Regions from separate parts of the Homo sapiens genome. Here region 2 is linked to region 1. The links are chromatin loops, found by intact Hi-C in ENCODE. Cell type or tissue: CD4-positive, alpha-beta T cell. All regions are shown on one strand. Links, peaks and the distances in the headings refer to the core of each region. The heading gives the core; the rest is flanking DNA. Region 1 has its middle 32 kb from the start of DEPDC4. Region 2 overlaps UTP20 (UTP20 small subunit processome component).

The links. A loop is a pair of places that touch in the nucleus more often than their neighbours do. Peaks named below come from ENCODE experiments on the same cell type or tissue, not always from the same donor. Only the 100,000 strongest peaks of a DNase experiment are listed, where the experiment ranks them.
Region 2: a loop joins it to region 1, with 14 times the contacts of the local background. A loop is called at or near these places in 3 of 110 quality-filtered maps.

Annotation. Positions count from the first base shown.
Region 1 is chr12:100,230,987-100,239,328 of GRCh38, forward strand. It overlaps a transcript of DEPDC4 not described here. Among named protein-coding and RNA genes, the nearest start is that of DEPDC4, 32 kb to the right of the region's middle. In CD4-positive, alpha-beta T cell, for the core only: CTCF peaks have their summits at 3,913 (motif pointing right) and 4,113; a DNase peak (open chromatin) is centred at 3,925.
Region 2 is chr12:101,320,633-101,328,974 of GRCh38, forward strand. It overlaps UTP20 (UTP20 small subunit processome component), which reads left to right. Exons shown (of 62, transcript NM_014503.3): 24 at 220-305; 25 at 872-997; 26 at 6,449-6,615. Among named protein-coding and RNA genes, the nearest start is that of UTP20, 45 kb to the left of the region's middle. In CD4-positive, alpha-beta T cell, for the core only: a CTCF peak has its summit at 3,212 (motif pointing left); a DNase peak (open chromatin) is centred at 3,249.

The DNA of each region.
Region 1 (8,342 bases), core at 331-8,330:
CTCTGTTGCCCAGAGTGGAGCGCAGTGGTGCGATCTCCGCTCACTGGAACCTCTGCCTCCTGGGTTCAAGCAATCCTACCTGCCTGCTTTAGCCTCCCCAGTAGACGGGAATACAGGCGCCCGCCACACCTGGCTAATTTTTTTGTATTTTTATTAGAGTCGGGGATTCACCATGTTGGCCAGGCTGGTCTCGAATTCTTGACCTCAAGTGATCCAGCCGCCTTGGCCTCCCAAAGTGCTGTAATTACCGGTGTGAGCCACTGTGCCCGGCAAATTTTTTTAGAGTGTGTGTGTGTGTGTGTGTGTGTGTGTGTGTGTGTGTGTGTGTGTGTGTGTCAGGGTCACATTCTGTCATCCAGGCTAGAGTGCAGTGGCTCAATCACTCCTCACAGCAAGTGATCTTCCCACCTTAGCCTTCTGGGTAGATGGGACTACAGGTGTCCACCACCACGCCTGGCAAATTTTTTGTAGAGATGGGGTTTTGCCATGTTGCCCAGGCTGGTCTCCAACTCCTGGGCTCGAGCAATCTGCCTGCCTCAGACTCCCAAAGTGCTGGTATTACAGGTGTGAGCCACCATGTCTGGCCCCTAGTGACAATCTTACAATAAAACACACAACAAATAAAACAAAGGAATAACTTTATCAAAATATCTTTGTCAATTTTAATGTTTTATTAACTTTTTGTTGCTAATTTAATGGTTAGTATTTAGCATCCTTGAGCCATCTTTAAAGCACCTAGTTTTACTCTGAACTTGCACTTTAAGAATTAGGAAAATGGTGAAACCCTATTGCTACTAAAAATACAAAATTTAGGCAGGTGTGGTGGGTCACGCTTGTAGTACCAGCTACTCAGGAGGCTGAGGCGGGAGAGTCGCTTGAACCTGAGAGGCAGAGGTTGCAGTGAGCTGAGATCACACAACTGCACTCCAGCATGGGTGTCAGAGAGAGATCCTGCCTCAGAAAAAAAAAAAGAATTATTAGGAAAATGTCTCATATATTCATTTTTAACTTTCGAAGTATCATATTCTTTCTGACAAAAGGTTAAGTGGTTTCATATTTTTAGCCTAAAGGAAAATGCTAATAGAAACTTGAGTCAGTGAACAGTTGTGTAATTAGAAGTCTTTGCCAGGTGCAGTTGCTCACGCCTGTAATCCCAGCACTCTGGGAGGCCAAGGCAGGCAGATCACCTGAGGTCAGGAGTTTGAGACCAGCCTGGCCAACATGGTGAAACCCTGTCTCTACTAAAAAACAATGCAAAAATTAGCCAGGTATGGTGGCACGCAACTGTAATCCCAGCTACTAGGGAGGCTGAGACTAGAGAATAGCTTGAACCCAGGATGTGGAGGTTGCAGTGAGCCACGTTCGCGCCACTGCACTCCAGCCTGGGCGACAGAGCAAGACTCCGTCTCAAAAAAAAAAAAAAATCTTTGTATATGGGTTAATTAACATAATTTATATACCTCACAACTCCAATGTGACGGTTAAATTTCAGAGTTTCAAGCTCCATCTCAGTAAATTAATTTATTAGGTATGGAAAGGCGTCATTGTGTAACAAGCACTCCAGGTGATTCTGGTGCAGGTAGACCTTGGGCCACTTTGAGAAACACTGGCCTAAGGCTGGGCACGGTGGCTCACGCCTGTAATCCCAGCACTTTGGGAGGCCAAGGTGGGCGGATCACCTGAGGTCGGGAGTTTGAGACCAGCCTGACCAACTTGGAGAAACCCCATCTCTACTAAAAATACAAAATTAGCCAGGCGTGGTGGCGCATGCCTGTAATCCCAGCTACTTGGGAGTCTGAGGCAGAACAATCGCTTGAACCTGGGAGGCAGGAGGTTGTGGTGAGCCGAGATCGCGCCATTGCACTCCAGCCTGGGCAACAAGAGGGAAACTCCATCTCAAAAACAAAACAAAACAAAACAAAACAAACACAAAAAAAGAAACAGGCCTGGCGGGTGAGAGGATAGCACTTATTAAAATAGTGTAACCTGTGACAGGCAATGTATGTACATATCATTTAATCCTAACTGCAACAATTGTATACTAGCTCCATTTTGCAAATGAGAAAACCTAGGTTCAAAACAACGAGTAAACTGTTCAAGGTCACATTAGGTAGTGGACTTGCGAGTCAAACACAGGTGGGTCTAATTTTGAAGTTTATGCTTTACCACACCTTCAATTTAGATGTTCACAAGTATCTCACCCTAAACATATCAAAGTTAAATTTACTCTCAACTCCTCATCTTTCTAACCCAAGCTGCCACTCCTATATACATACATATATATAATTTTCATGTATGCATATGCATACAGCCCCCTGAAAGATGGAAATATGTATAAAATGTTCTCGGCAACCCAGTCCCTTTAAACATTCTCGTCCCTCTTCCAGAGATGCTGTTACAAATTCTAACTCCCATTCAGATTTCACGACCAACTTTAAATACTGCTTCTCTTTCAGATGCCATAATAAAATAGTTGTATAGAGTTCTGTCTTCATACCTCTATACATTACTACGTTGTTAATGTCATGTTTATGTTCTTTGTATTAGAGTTACTTTTCCAAGGGTGGGACTATGACATCCACTTTATGTCTCCTACATCATACCTGGCATAGCTGAAAAGCTGAATGATTATACTCATGAATGAATTATTAGGTAGCATCATTGGTTATAGGGTTGCTAAGCATCAGAGATGAGGCTTCAGCCCCAACTTTTTTGGTTTTTGTGTTCCAAAAATCTTTTTAGCATGCAAGGAATCAGCAAATAGAAGCACTTGCAATCTACTTGTAGAGTGTACCGGAAGGAAAGATTTCCAGGAAAAAGATCTCAATAACAGATTTCAGTCTTGAATTCTTTATGTATAAAAGTTATATAAGAAGAAAAACGTTTTGTCTCAAAAAAAAATTTTTTTTGGAGTTAGAAAATCTTTTATGAGCTTGGGCTACATGGCGAAACCCTGTCTCTTAAAAAAAAGCTAGCTGGGCTTGGTGGCATGTGCCTGTAGTCCCAGCTACTCAGGAGGCTGAGGTGGGAGAATCACTTGAACCCAGGAGGTTGAGGCTGTGGTGAGCCATGATTACACCACTGCACTTCAGCCTGAGTGACAGAGTTAGACCCTGTCTCCAGAAACAAACAAACAAAAAACCAAACTTTTATTTATGTGGATAGTACCTGTCAACAAAAAAAATTGTTCAATGATACTTGTTAAAAGATGATTTTATTCAGGACCATCAAAATAGGTACAGGGACCACTGCTATGGGATTTTGCAGTCAGAGAGAGATACTAGCCTCAAATCTGGGTACGGCATGGCCAAGTGGTGGGAATTTATAGCCAAGAAGCAGGTCAGGGGTCAATGAATGGAAAATTACTCAGAGAAAAACCTCAAGGGTAAGGGAGATTCTGGCTGAACTGACCTAACAGGATTCTCGCTGAAGACTGGCCAGGATGATGACACATAACCTTTGGGGAATGATGAAGGATGAGGAACCTGATTGGATATTGAGTATGATCAGATATTGACGGTGGGGGCTTCTTGCTAAACTGACACAGCAGGGTTCTTTGCTAAAATGGGATTTTACAAGGAAGAGCACAGATGGGACTAGAAGAAGATTCAGGAGCCTGACTAAAGTTTGGTCAAGCAAACAATCTTTGTCATCTCGTAGAGACCGAATAATCTAAGAAGTTTAAACAGTCTCAAGTGTTATGAATCAGACCGTTAATGGTCATGGAAATTTACTGAATATTCTATCAGGAGCAAAGCTTTCCAGTAATTGAAGCTGGATTTATTTATACAGAGAAAAAAATGCTTTACACGTAAGTCCCTCCAAACTGTTTAGCCTAACATTGAATGATGATACCCTTGGGAACTTAATTCTTTTTAAGCCTAATAACTGTGCTTTATGAAGCTGTCACTAGGTGGCATGGCAATGCTTGGTTAGAAATTTCCCTTTGGAAATTAATGCCTCAGAACCTTCAAAAACTATTCAGTAGAAGTCAGTTTCTTTGTAAACAAGTTTCATTGTTTACAAACGTTTCACTGTTTACAAGTTTCATTGAGTAGTAGTATGGATGTATGTGTGTGTATATATATATATGTATATACACATACATATACATATATATGTACACGTTGATAAAAATAAGCTCCATTAGAGAATGTTGTAGGAAATACTCAATTTAAATGATAACAAAATAAGATATTTAAAGTATGCTTAACAACTCTGACTTCTGGTAATTCTATTTCTAAACTATATTTTATCCTAATCTAGAATACTCATCTGATAGTATTTTCCCTTTTAACCCAAACAGGTCAAATCGTAAATCCAGGTCTATGATTCCAGAGCCCATATTCTTTTTTTCTTTTAAGGTTTTTTTTTTTTTTTTATTCTCTTTTTAAAAATTCTTCATTTCCATAGGTTTTTGGGGAACAGGTGGTATTTGGTTACATGAATAAGCTTTTTAGTGGTGATTTGTGAGATTTTGGGGCACCCATCCCCCCAGCAGTATACACTGAACCCAATTTGTAGCCTTTTATCCCTTACCCCTTTCCCACCCTTTCACCCCCAAGTCCCCAAACTCCACTGTATCATTCTTTTTTTTTTTTCCCCCAAGATGGAGTCTTGCTCTGTCACCCAGGCCGGAGTGCAGTGGCATGATCCCGGCTCACTACAGCCTCCATCTCCTGTGTTCAGGCAATTGTCCTATCTCAGCCTCCCAAGTAGCTGGGATTACAGGTGCCCGCCACTGCGCCTGGCTAATTTTTGTATTTTTAGTAGAGACGGGTTTCACCATGTTGGCTAGGCTGGTCTTGAACTCCTGACCTTAGGTGATCCACCTGCCTCAGCTTCCCAGAGTGTTGGGATTACAGGCATGAGCCACCATGCCTGGCCCACTGTATCACTCTTAGGCCTTTGCATTCTCATAGCTTAGCTCCCACTTATGAAGGAGAACATACGATGTTTGGTTTCCCATTCCTCAGTTACTTCACATAGAATAATGGTCTCCAATCCCATCCAGGTTGCTGCGAATGCCCTTAATTCATTCCTTTTTATGGCTGCATAGTATTCCATTGTATGCATATACCACACTTTGTTTATCCACTTGTTGATTGATGGGCATTTGGGCTGGTTCCGTATTTTTGCAATTGTGAATTGTGGTGCTATAAACATGTGTGAGCAAGTATCTTTTTGGTATAATGACTTCTTTTCCTCTGGGTAGATACCCAGTAGTGGGATTGCTAAATCAAATGATAGTTCTACTTTTAGTTCTTTAAGGAATCTCCACACCGTTTTCCATAGTGGCTGTACTAGTTTACATTCCCACCAGTAATGTAGAAGTGTTCCTTGTTCACCACATCCATGCCAACATCTATTTTTTTTTTATTTTTCTATTATGACCATTCTGTGGGAGTAAGGTAGTATTGCATTGTGGTTTTGATTTATATTTCCCTAATTACTAGTGATGTTGAGCATTTTTTCATATGTTTGTTGGTCATTTGTATATCTTCTTTTGAGAATTTTCTATTCATGTCCTTAGCCCACTTTTTGATGGGATTGTTTTTTTCTTACTGATTTGTTTGAGTTCCTTGTAGATTCTGGATATTAGCACTTTGTCAGATGTATAAAGATTTTCTCCCACTCTATGGGTTCTCTGTTTACTGTGCAGACTGTTCCTTTTGCTGTGCAAAAGCGCTTTTGTTTAATTAAGTCCCACCTATTTATCTTTGTTTTTATTGTATTTGCTTTTGGGTTCTTGGTCATGAAATCTTTGCATAAGCCAATGTCTAGAAGAGTTTTTCCCATGTTATCTTCTAGAATTTTCAAAGTTTCAGTTCTTAGATTTAAGTCCTTGATCCATCTTGAGTTGATTTTTGTATAAGGTGAGAGATGAGGAATCCAGTTTCATTCTCCTACATGTGGCTTGCCAATTATCCTAGCACCATTTGTTGAAGAGGGTGTCCTTTCCCCACTTTCTGTTTTTGTTTGCTTTGTCGAAGATCAGTTGGCTATACGTATTTGGGTTTATTTCTGGGTTCTCTATTCTGTTCCATTGGTCTATGTGCCTATTTTTATACTAGTACCATGCTGTTTTGGTGACTATGGCCTTATAGTATAGTTTAAAATCAGGTACTGTGATGCCTCCAGATTTGTTCTTTTTGCTTAGTCTTGCTTTGGCTATGCAGGCTCTTTTTTCTTTCCATATGAATTTTAGGATTTTCTTTTTCTTTTTTTTTTTTTTTGAAACAGAGTCTCGTTCTGTTGCCAGCCAGGCTGGAGTGCAGTGGCGTGATCTCGGCTCACCGCAACCTCCACCTCCCAAGTTCAAGTGATTCTCCTGCCTCAGCCTCCCAAGTAGCTGGGACTACAGGCGTGTGCCACCACACCCAGCTAATTTTTGTATTTTTAGTAGAGATGGGTTTTCACCATGTTGGCCAGGCTGGACTCGAACTCCTGACCTCAGGTGATCCACCCACCTTGGCCTCCCAAAGTGCTGGGATTACAGGTGTGAGCCACTGCACCTAGCCTAGGATTTTTATTTTTTCTAGTTCTGTAAAGAATGATGGTAGTATTTTAATGGAAATTGCATTGAATTGTAGACTTCAGAGCCCATATTCCTGTTACCACATCACAGATTCTCCCTCACGAACCCACTATTTACAGATGGACAGATGACTGTTATCCATCGAAGAGTTGGAAGGTACCTTTGGTATTATCTGGCCCAATCTTAAAAAATTTTTTTTAATTTATTTCATTTTTTATTTCTTTGTTTCAACCTTAAACTATTAAAGGAATAGCTCGATCTTAAAAATACAAATCTGTGCATGTGTATTTTTATTTTAGAGATTTTTAAAAAACTGAGGCTCAGTGCAAAGATATTTGTCTAAGGTTATAATTTTCTGAACAGCAGACGCAACAACATGGTAATATCCTTAAAGCATTTGTCAAAGTATCCACCATTCATAGTGATGACTAGCAAATCCCTACCTGATTCACACTGAACATTAAAATGGCAACTTTCCAAATAAGGAGACTTCTATCGAAGAGGGCTTGGTGGCATGTTTCCAATATTTTCCCGGTATCTCTTCAGGTACCCTCTCAGGTCTTCCACTGGAAGTATACTAACTTCCTCCCCAACTTAAAAAAAAAAAATATGCAGATTAGGGCAGTTTTATCTTCCAGTGTCATATAATTGGGTTGCTTTTTTTTTTTTTGACAGAGTCTCGCTCCATCACCCAGGCTGGAGTGCGATGGCACCATCTCGGCAACATCTGCCTCCCGGGTTCAAGCAATTCTCCTGCCTCAGCCTCCCAAGTAGATGGCATGCACCAACACTCCCGGCTAATTTTTTGTATTTTTAGTAGAGACGGGGTTTCACCATGTTGGCCAGGCTGGTCTCGAACTCCTGATCTCAGGTCATCTGCCTGCCTTGGCCTACCAAAGTGCTGGGATTACAGGTGTGAGCCACCACACCCAGCCTTTCTTTTTTTTTAAGTAGGAAGAACTTAAAAGTCATCTAGCTTAGTGCTTTTTTTTTTTTTTTTTGCCCAGGCTGGTGTGCAGTGGCATAATCTCAGCTCACTGCAACCTCTGCTCCTGGGCTCAAGTGATCCTCCTACCTTAGCCTCCTGAGCAGCTGGGACTATAGGCACCCACCACTGTACCTGGCTAATTTTTGCATTTTTACTAGAGATGGGGTTTTGCCATGTTGTGCAGGCTGGTCTTGGAACTCGTGGGCTCAAGGCATCTACCCACTTCAGCCTCCCAAAGTGCTGGGATTATAGGCATGAGCCACCACATCCAGCCAATGCTCTTATGTTAATATAACATTGGGATATTTAATAGTTTATCCATAAGGTAAAAGCAAAATTTAGGAAATATATAAATATACATCAATAAAGACTTTTAGATTCTTGAACCCAGTGGTTCTTACTGTGCTTGCGCCACAGCCCTCGTGAAAATTTGCTGACAGCCATGGATTGTCTTCCTAGAAAGATGCCATAAGCACAGATACACAAAAAACTGCCTACAGTTTCAGAAAGTGTATTGTACTTTGGCCCTTTGAAACCTTTTCACAGACTCTTAGTTGAGAATTTTTGTTTGTTAGTTTTTTTGAGACAGAGTCTCTCCCTATTGCTGAGGCTGGAGTGCAGCGGTGTGATCTCAGCTCACTGCAACCTCCACCTCCTGGGTTCAAGCAATTCTCCTGCCTCAGCCTCTCAAGTAGCTGGGATTACAGGTGCCCACCACCACACACGCTAATTTTTGTATTTTTGGTAGAGATGGGGTTTCACCATGTTGGACAGGCTGGTCTCAAACTCCTGACCTCAGGTTATCCACCTGTCTTG
Region 2 (8,342 bases), core at 85-8,084, 1.1 Mb after region 1:
GGTGTCAGAGAGTTTTGTTTCCATTTTTACTTTGCATATATTCTGTTCATCTTTTTTTACTTCCAGGAAAATGTGAAGCTGTTGTTAGCAATCAGGTTTAGGTCTTGTGTAAAAATTTAGAATTTTTCAAATCTCATTTAGCAAATAACCACAAGTAAATTGCTATCCTATGGTATATGTATATATGACTTCATTAATTCTGTAAAATACTGTTCTTAGTTGTTGCTACACCAAGATCAAATGGTGCAAAAAATAACCTTGGATTGCATAATGACATATAAACATCCTCATGTCCTCCCTTACAGGTAAGTTACTTGAAGCTTAAAGAACTGTTATTTCTTCAGCTGATTTTTATATTTCTGCCTAAGAGCCTCTTCTAGAATAATTTATTAAAGGCCTAGAAAGTTTCCCTTTTTTCTGAGGTCATCGTATTTCCAAGCAAGAAATGAAAACGAGTAGTATATTTGTTGGGTTGTTCTCCATGATACTAAAATAGAGAATGTTAATTTTAAAACTGTGTTGTAAATATTATGTCATTTTCCTCTTCTTATTAATATAATGCCATAGAATCTTGGTGGTTACTTAGAGAATCAAAGTCACTCTAAGAACTGAGGAAAGCTTTTTGTATCATGCTTTTTTAAACAGCTGAGTTATGGACAGAATCTAATCTTTTCTAATCCGTTATACCTTTTGAAATGTACAAATCTGTCATTTTAGGAGATTTTTTTGAGGATTTTCCTTTATGGATATCAACCATAATATGTACTATATACCTTATTTTAGTTATTACTCTGTGTACATATTTCACTCTTTCATTATTCAAAAGCACTGTTGATAAAGTGGTGATTTGTGCTGTTCTCTGTTTTTAAAGGGAAAACTTACAAAGGTTGCTTGAAGACAGAAGCTTTAAGGAAGAGATAGTGCATTTTAGCATTTCAGAAGATAATGCTGTAGTGAAAACAGCCCACCGAGCAGATCTATTTCCTATTCTGATGAGGTATTTATGCTGTTCAAACACTGATTTTTAAAAAGTTAATAACAAACACAATTGTGAGTACAGTATTATGGTTCTTTCAACAACTGTAATAGAATATTTCATTTTCTATTTTCTTTTGATTGCATTTTCTTTGGAGATGGGGTCTTGCTCTGTCACCCAGGCTGGAGTGCAGTGGCATGATCACAGCTCATTGCAGCCTAGACCTCCCAGGCTCAAGTGATGCTCCCACCTTGGCCTCCCAACGTGCTAAGATTACAAATGTGAGCCATCACCGCCAGCTGCTTTTTTTTTGAATTGTACCTTTGGGAGAAGCCAAATTGGTATAGAGACTAAATTTTGTTCCTAACATAAAGAAAGATCTTTATTTATTTTTTTTTTAGAGGGAGTCTCGCTCTGTCACCCAGGCTGGAGTGCAGTGGTGTGATCTCAGCTCACTGCAACCTCCGCCCTCCCAGGTTCAAGCTATTCTTGTGCCTCAGCCTCCTGAGTAGCTGGGATCACAAGCGTGCGCCACCATGCCTGGCTAATTTTTGTATTTTTAGTAGAGAAAGAGTTTCACCATGTTGGCCAGGCTGGTCTTGAACTCCTGACCTCAGGCGATCCACCCGCCTCTGCCTCCCAAAGTGCTGGGATTACAGGCGTGAGCCACTGCGCCTGGGCCCTAATATAAAGAAGATCTTACCATAGTATTATTGTGACAATAATATAATTAAATTTAATATTTTCCTAAATTTTACTGTTGAGATACAGTAGAAATATTTCACTCTGTTTTCCAAATATCATGTGATATTTAATGATGTTATTATTCCTTTAATTATAAATGGTAGAGCAAAAAGATGATCCATAAATAATACAAAGTTTATATATGCTGGGTATAAAGAAAAATGAAGCTTAAATCTTTCATCTCACCAGCTCTGGAATGATGAGAATTGGAAAGATCATGGGATTGGGATTTAACAGGTTTGCTTTTGGTCCAGCCCCCTACTGTGTAGTTCTATCAGATAGAGAAAGTCTTTTAGATCCACTGGGCTTCTGTTTCCTTAATAGGAGCTGGTTCAGATATGCTCAGGGACTCTGCTAGCACTTATCTAATGGCTCTGTTTAGTTCCATTTGTAGCCAGCATTAAGATTCCATTTATAGCAAGCTTTAAGAACTTTACTATAATAGACATAAAAATATTTGAGGGAGTGAATAAGTGAATATACAAAATTACAGTTATTGGTGGATTACAGAAACAATAAAAATAGAAAGCAGAAATCATCTTATATCCAAACACTCAAAAATAACTATCAACTTTATAATCTCAAAAACAATAGTAAATAGGAAACATCCGCAATACTTGTATATTTTAAATTTCTAAGAGTAAAAAGCAGATGGTTGTATGAAGTCCAGAGTAGTTGAATACAAGCTACCAAAAAACATCTAAATAATACACCCATACAAGTTTTTGAAAGAAAATTGAGATGATATTTTATAAAACGTTTTATAACCTTTTTTCACTTAATATTTTACAAGAATTTTCTTAGATCATGAAATGTTTCAAAATGTGATTCTTCATCATATAGACAAGCTGTCATTTACTTGTGTTGAGCATTTTGCCTGTCTGTAGTTTTTGTTGTTTATTTTGGTTTTTTTGCAAAATAGAAAATCTTACATTGAATACCTATAAATCTTATTCGATTGATGGATTAGAATAGATTCTTGATAGGAAAATTGATGAAAATTTTAAAACTTTTTGGTGTATATTACCAAATTGTTGTTCAGAACTACTTCTTTCCAACCATAAGTTTGAACCACTTTATATTCCTACCAGCAGTAGGATGCCTGTTTCACACCATTCCAACACTAGGGTGTTTGTTGTTATTATTTTTTGATTGTTTTAATTCTTGCTAATTTGTCAGTGATAAATGATATCATGTTGTATGACTTCACATATTTTAGGTTTACTAGTGAAGATGAATTGTTTTAAAAGATTATGGGTCATTTGTGTTTATTTTCTCATGAAATTTTTTTTTAATGTCTGACAACTTGTATTTTCTAAAACCAGGTAAATAATATTCCTCTCTGTTTTCTTCTCATTCTGTTTGTTTTAATTTGATTATTTTATTCATCTGGAATTTATTTTGATGTATGAAATGAAGTAAGGATTAAACCTAATTTCTTTCCAAATAGTGTTACCCAATTGTCGCAATACCATTTCACTTAAAAAATCCAGACTTTCAGCTGGACGCCCCCTGGTGGCTTACGCATGTAATCCCAGCTCTTTGGGAGGCGGAGGTGGATGGATCCCGAGGTCAGGAGTTGGAGACCAGCCTGACCAACATGGTGAAACCCCAACTCTACTAAAAATACCAAAATAAGCTGGGCGTGGTGGCACGTGCCTGTAATCCCAGCGATTTGGGAGGCTGAGGCAGGAGAATCACTTGAACCCGGGAGGTGGAGGTTGCAGTGAGCTGAGATCGCGCCACTGTACTCCAGCCTGGATGACAGAGCGAGACTCTGTCTCAAAAAAATAAAAAAATAAATAAATAAATAATAATAATTTTTTTAAAAAAGTCTAAACTTTCTCTACTGATTTGAGAGCCACATTTATTTATTTATTTATTTATTTATTTATTTATTTCAGAGACGAGGTCTCTCTCTGTCACCCAGGCTGGAAGGCAGTGGTGCCAGCACAGCTCACTGCAGCCTCGATCTCTTGGGCTCGAGCGATCCTCCCGCCTCAGCTCCCCATGTACCTGGGACTACAGGCACGTGCCAAAACGCCCAGTTAATTTTTGTATTTTTTTGTAGAGACGGAGTTTCACCAGCTGAAAATTTTTGTATTTTTTTGTAGAGATGTTGTCCCGGCTGGTCTCAAAACTCCTGAGCTCAGGCTGTCCCCCCACCTTGGCTTCCCAAAGTGCTATGATTACACACATGAGCCACCACGTCCAGCCAGAGTGCCACTTTTAATATGCACTAAATATCCATGTATAATTGACTCTTCAGTTGGCTTTTGCTGGTTTTACATTAATCTGCCTTGTTCCAATTCTGCACTGGTTTGTTTATAATAACAATCACAAATCTCATTAGTCCTTTCTTTCCAAAATATTTTGGTTTTTTCTAGAATCTAGATGAACATTTACTTTGATTTTCCCAAAGTAATTTCCCCTTTTGATTTGAGGAGAAGTTGCATCAGTATTTATATTCATTTATTCAAATCATTCCTTTTTTGTAGTCTTTCAATAAAGTGTTTTCATTTTATAACTACGTTTTGTTCTTGTAGAGGGAATTTTCCATTTTATATTTTTTAGCTTATTTTTGCTACATAACTAATTATATATAAAAGCTATTGATTTTTGTGTTATTTAGCCATCCACATGACAAAACTTTTATTAGCGTTAGTAGTTGTCATTGGGTTTTCTTGTATTTTCTCTATTAAAAAAATCACAAATGGTAATAGCAGTCACAGATTATGTTAGTCCCCTGTTTACAAACCTTTTGACATCTCATTTTACTCAGAATATAATAGAAAGTCCTTACTGCTACCTACAGGGCTTGATATGGTGGCTTCAAATGATATCTATAACCATATTTCTTCCTGTTTACCACCTCTCTCAGAACCCACTTTAAATTCTTTGCACTTGCTCATCCCTCTGCATAGAAGACATGCCAGCTGACATCTCATTCATTTGGTCTCATCTCAAATGTGTCCTTATCAGCGATGCCTTCTTCAAGTAGTTTGAGCCTCTGCTGCTGGCCAAAAGTTTTTTATGCTACTACTACTAAGACATTATCTTTTTCACTGTGTTGACATTTGTACTGACAAGGCAAAAACAATGGTGGGTAAAACTCCTAGTACCCTAGCACATGAATCAAGACGGTGGCACCAAATTCTACTAGTCATTCTTCATTGCCACATACTTGGAGTTATTTAACAAACAAACACACTTGATGAGTCTTGACCCTGAGTACATGTATGATAAAGTGGGAAGAATGCATAAAATACTTTTGCTGTGCATGGGCTGTCTCAATGAATGGCACCCGTGTGAGTATTTGATGTACAAGCTGAACTAGCTACTTTTCTTATTTGTAAGACATATACGCTAGGATTCTTTTCACAGGCATTTTCTTGAACATGAACGCAGTGAGCCTGCCACTTCAAGGAAAACAACTGTCAGCATTTATTTCCAATAACTAAATTCTAGCATTCAAGTGGAAATTAGGATTGGAGAAAACTTTTATCTGGTACTATGAACCTGACATCTTCCCAATGCTTAAAGACTTTTCTGATGAGATGATTAATGATATTAACAAATGTTAATAAACAAATTTCTTTTTTTGGTTTGCAGTGAAATGTGTCAACATTTGACATTTCTGCATAACTTAGTAAACGAATATTTTCCAAGTAACTGATGCATGTAATAGTATCATGTATGGGTAAAAGATTCATTCAAAGTGCAAGATAGATGGATTTTAGTGTAACAGAGTTCATCAAGTTTGTTGAACATATATTAAAATGATTATATTAACTTTTACCAGGAACGATTAATCTGTATTAATCTAGTAGATTTTACTAATGACTCTTTCTTGCATTTCCTGGGGCAATCCTTATTTGATTTCAGTGCAGCACTGGATACTATAGTTACAAATGTTGTATTTTATGTTTGTAAGCAAGATTGGCATGTAGTTTTATTTTCATTAACCCTTCTCAATATCACAATTATGCCACATTAATAAATGAGAAAAGACTGTTTCCCTCTTTCTCTCTGCTATGAAACTTCATAGCATAGAAATTATTTTTTTTCCTTGAAAGTTTAAAAAGCCCACTTGTAAACTGTATTAGCTTTGTGTTTTCCAATAAGTATCGGTCTCTGTGGGTTTTCTTCTCAAGTTCCTTTTATTTATTTATATTTATGTGTTTTCCTGAAAATTAGCTTTTTCATTGAACTGTTTCCAGCTTCCTTATTTTACTTACAATTGTATTCTCTTATTTCCTTTTAATCTATATATTCTCATTTTCATTTTTTCTTCATTAGACTTACCTTTGATTTGCCTACTTTTTCTCCCATAACAAACCACCTTCTGGCCTTTGTCCTTCCTGCTTCCCTTAGCTTTGTTTTTTGTTGTGTTTTGTTTGAATTTTTGAATTTTTTTATAGAGACGTGGTCTCACTAAGTTGCCCAGGCTGGCTTTAAACTCCTGAGCTCAAGTGATCCTCTGGCCTCAGCCCCTCAGGTAGCTGGGACTACAGGCACGTAGCACTGCACCCAGCTCTCTTAGCCTTATTTTGTTGTTGACTTTTTTCATTGTCTGTGTTAAATATCTAATTTCTATTTTCATGTTTCTGTGTTTTATAATATATCCATTTAAATCTATTGAGTTGCTCTTCTAGCCTTTTAGGCAAATAAAACAACTCATATTTTAGAATTAATGTGCAAACAAATAATGTGCTTTTGCCTTTTCAGAATTTTGTATGGGCGAATGAAGAATAAGACTGGGAGTAAAACTCAGGGGAAATCTGCTTCAGGCACCCGCATGGCCATTGTCCTGCGGTTCCTGGCCGGGACCCAACCTGAGGAGATCCAGATATTCTTAGACCTGCTGTTTGAACCTGTGAGGCATTTCAAGAATGGTAACTATCAGCTACCTCTCACTCTAATACCTGTTGTCTGCGGTGGACTTCTCACATCTCAGGCTACATTTCCCATGCTCCTGGGCGTCTTTCTAACAGGGTTGTTCCTCCCAATCTTGATGGCAATCTTTTTGCTGAAGTGCAACTCATTTTAAACTTCAATTAAATTGCGTGAAACTGACTGTTGGCCCTGTGGATTATCGGCACCCTTGTGTTAGAGCCCCTGATGAGAAATGTGTATTTTTATTGCATATTTAGGCCATTTGAAAAATGGTTATTACTTACCCATATAATACAAAGAATAGGTTTCTTCTAAGAAATTCAAAGCACACTGCAAATTAATCTTAATTGTTTGGCATTTATTCATTCCCTGAGTCATTCATCTATTCGGTAATGATTTATTGAATACCTCCTGTGCCCTGGACACTCTGTTAAGTTAAAAATAGAAAAGTACAATCTCTGCCCTCAACCTGATAGTTGAGATGAAATGGATGTAATCGTGTATACATTGAGCTAGAGTGCTCTGTGGTATGTTCTTTGGTATGCAGTGTCAGTAATTATTAATAACAGTAATGACTAACATGTATTGAGTGCTTACTTTATGCCAGATGTTATGACAGACCCATTTACTTATAACTCAGTTGATCCTTCAGACAATCAACCACATGAGCTGTCATTACTTGATTATCCCCATTTTACACATGGGGAAACTTAGGCTTAGAAAGGTATTTCACCCATCGTAACTCAGATGAAAAGTGGTAGAGTTGGGATTCAAACTCAGACCTTTCTGGTTATGAAACCTCTGTTCCAGTCCCCAAATTGCTTTGCTTGAGGTCAAACATAGAGAATTATTTATAGGGTATTCTGTTGCATTTGTTTTTGTATTTTTTCTATGATAATAGGTCCAGCTGTTAACAGGTTTTTCATTCAGTATAATATTGCCCTGTAAAGGAGGTTGGCTCTGATGAATGCCAAAAAAAGTTTCTGTTCAATGTATAACTCCCACTGTAGGAGGTAGGTATAGATGATACTCTTATGGATGGCCCGTTTGGGTGTATGAATCCATAAGCTCATGACCTCACATCAGATGGTTTGAAATAAAGGTCAAGCAATAACAATTCATATCTTTTCAGTAAATTTTGAAATTAATATGGCAGCAGCTGTTTATAAGGGACTCTGATTTTATTTACTAACTAGGATTTACAAGAGAAATAAAACTTGATTCTCAGCCTTCAAGGAACTTGTAATACAGAAAGTTACTTCTAGTAAAACTGCCAAACTCAGTAGAGCTGAATGAAATGGAAAGTAAGAAAAGTGTATAGAAAGTTACCAGATGGAGGACCAGGCATAGTGGCTCAGGCCAGTAATCCCAACACTTTGGGAGGCTGAGGTGGGTGGATCACCTGAGGTCAGTAGTTCGAGACCAGCCTGGCCAACATGGTGAAACTCCAACTCTACTAAAAATACAAAAACCAGCCAGGTGTGGTGGTGGGCACCTATAATCCCAGCTACTTGGGAAGCTGAGGCAGGAGAACCGCGTGGACCCGGGAGGCAGAGATTGCAGTGAGCCGAGATCGCCCCAGTGCACTCCAGCCTGGGCGACAGAGTGAGACTCTGTCTCAAAAAAAAAAAAAAAAAATTACCAGATGGAATAAGAAACTATTCATAACTCAGGTTTTGAGGGATAGTGTAAAGAAATTGGATGAGAATTAGGTTTAGAGACTTAG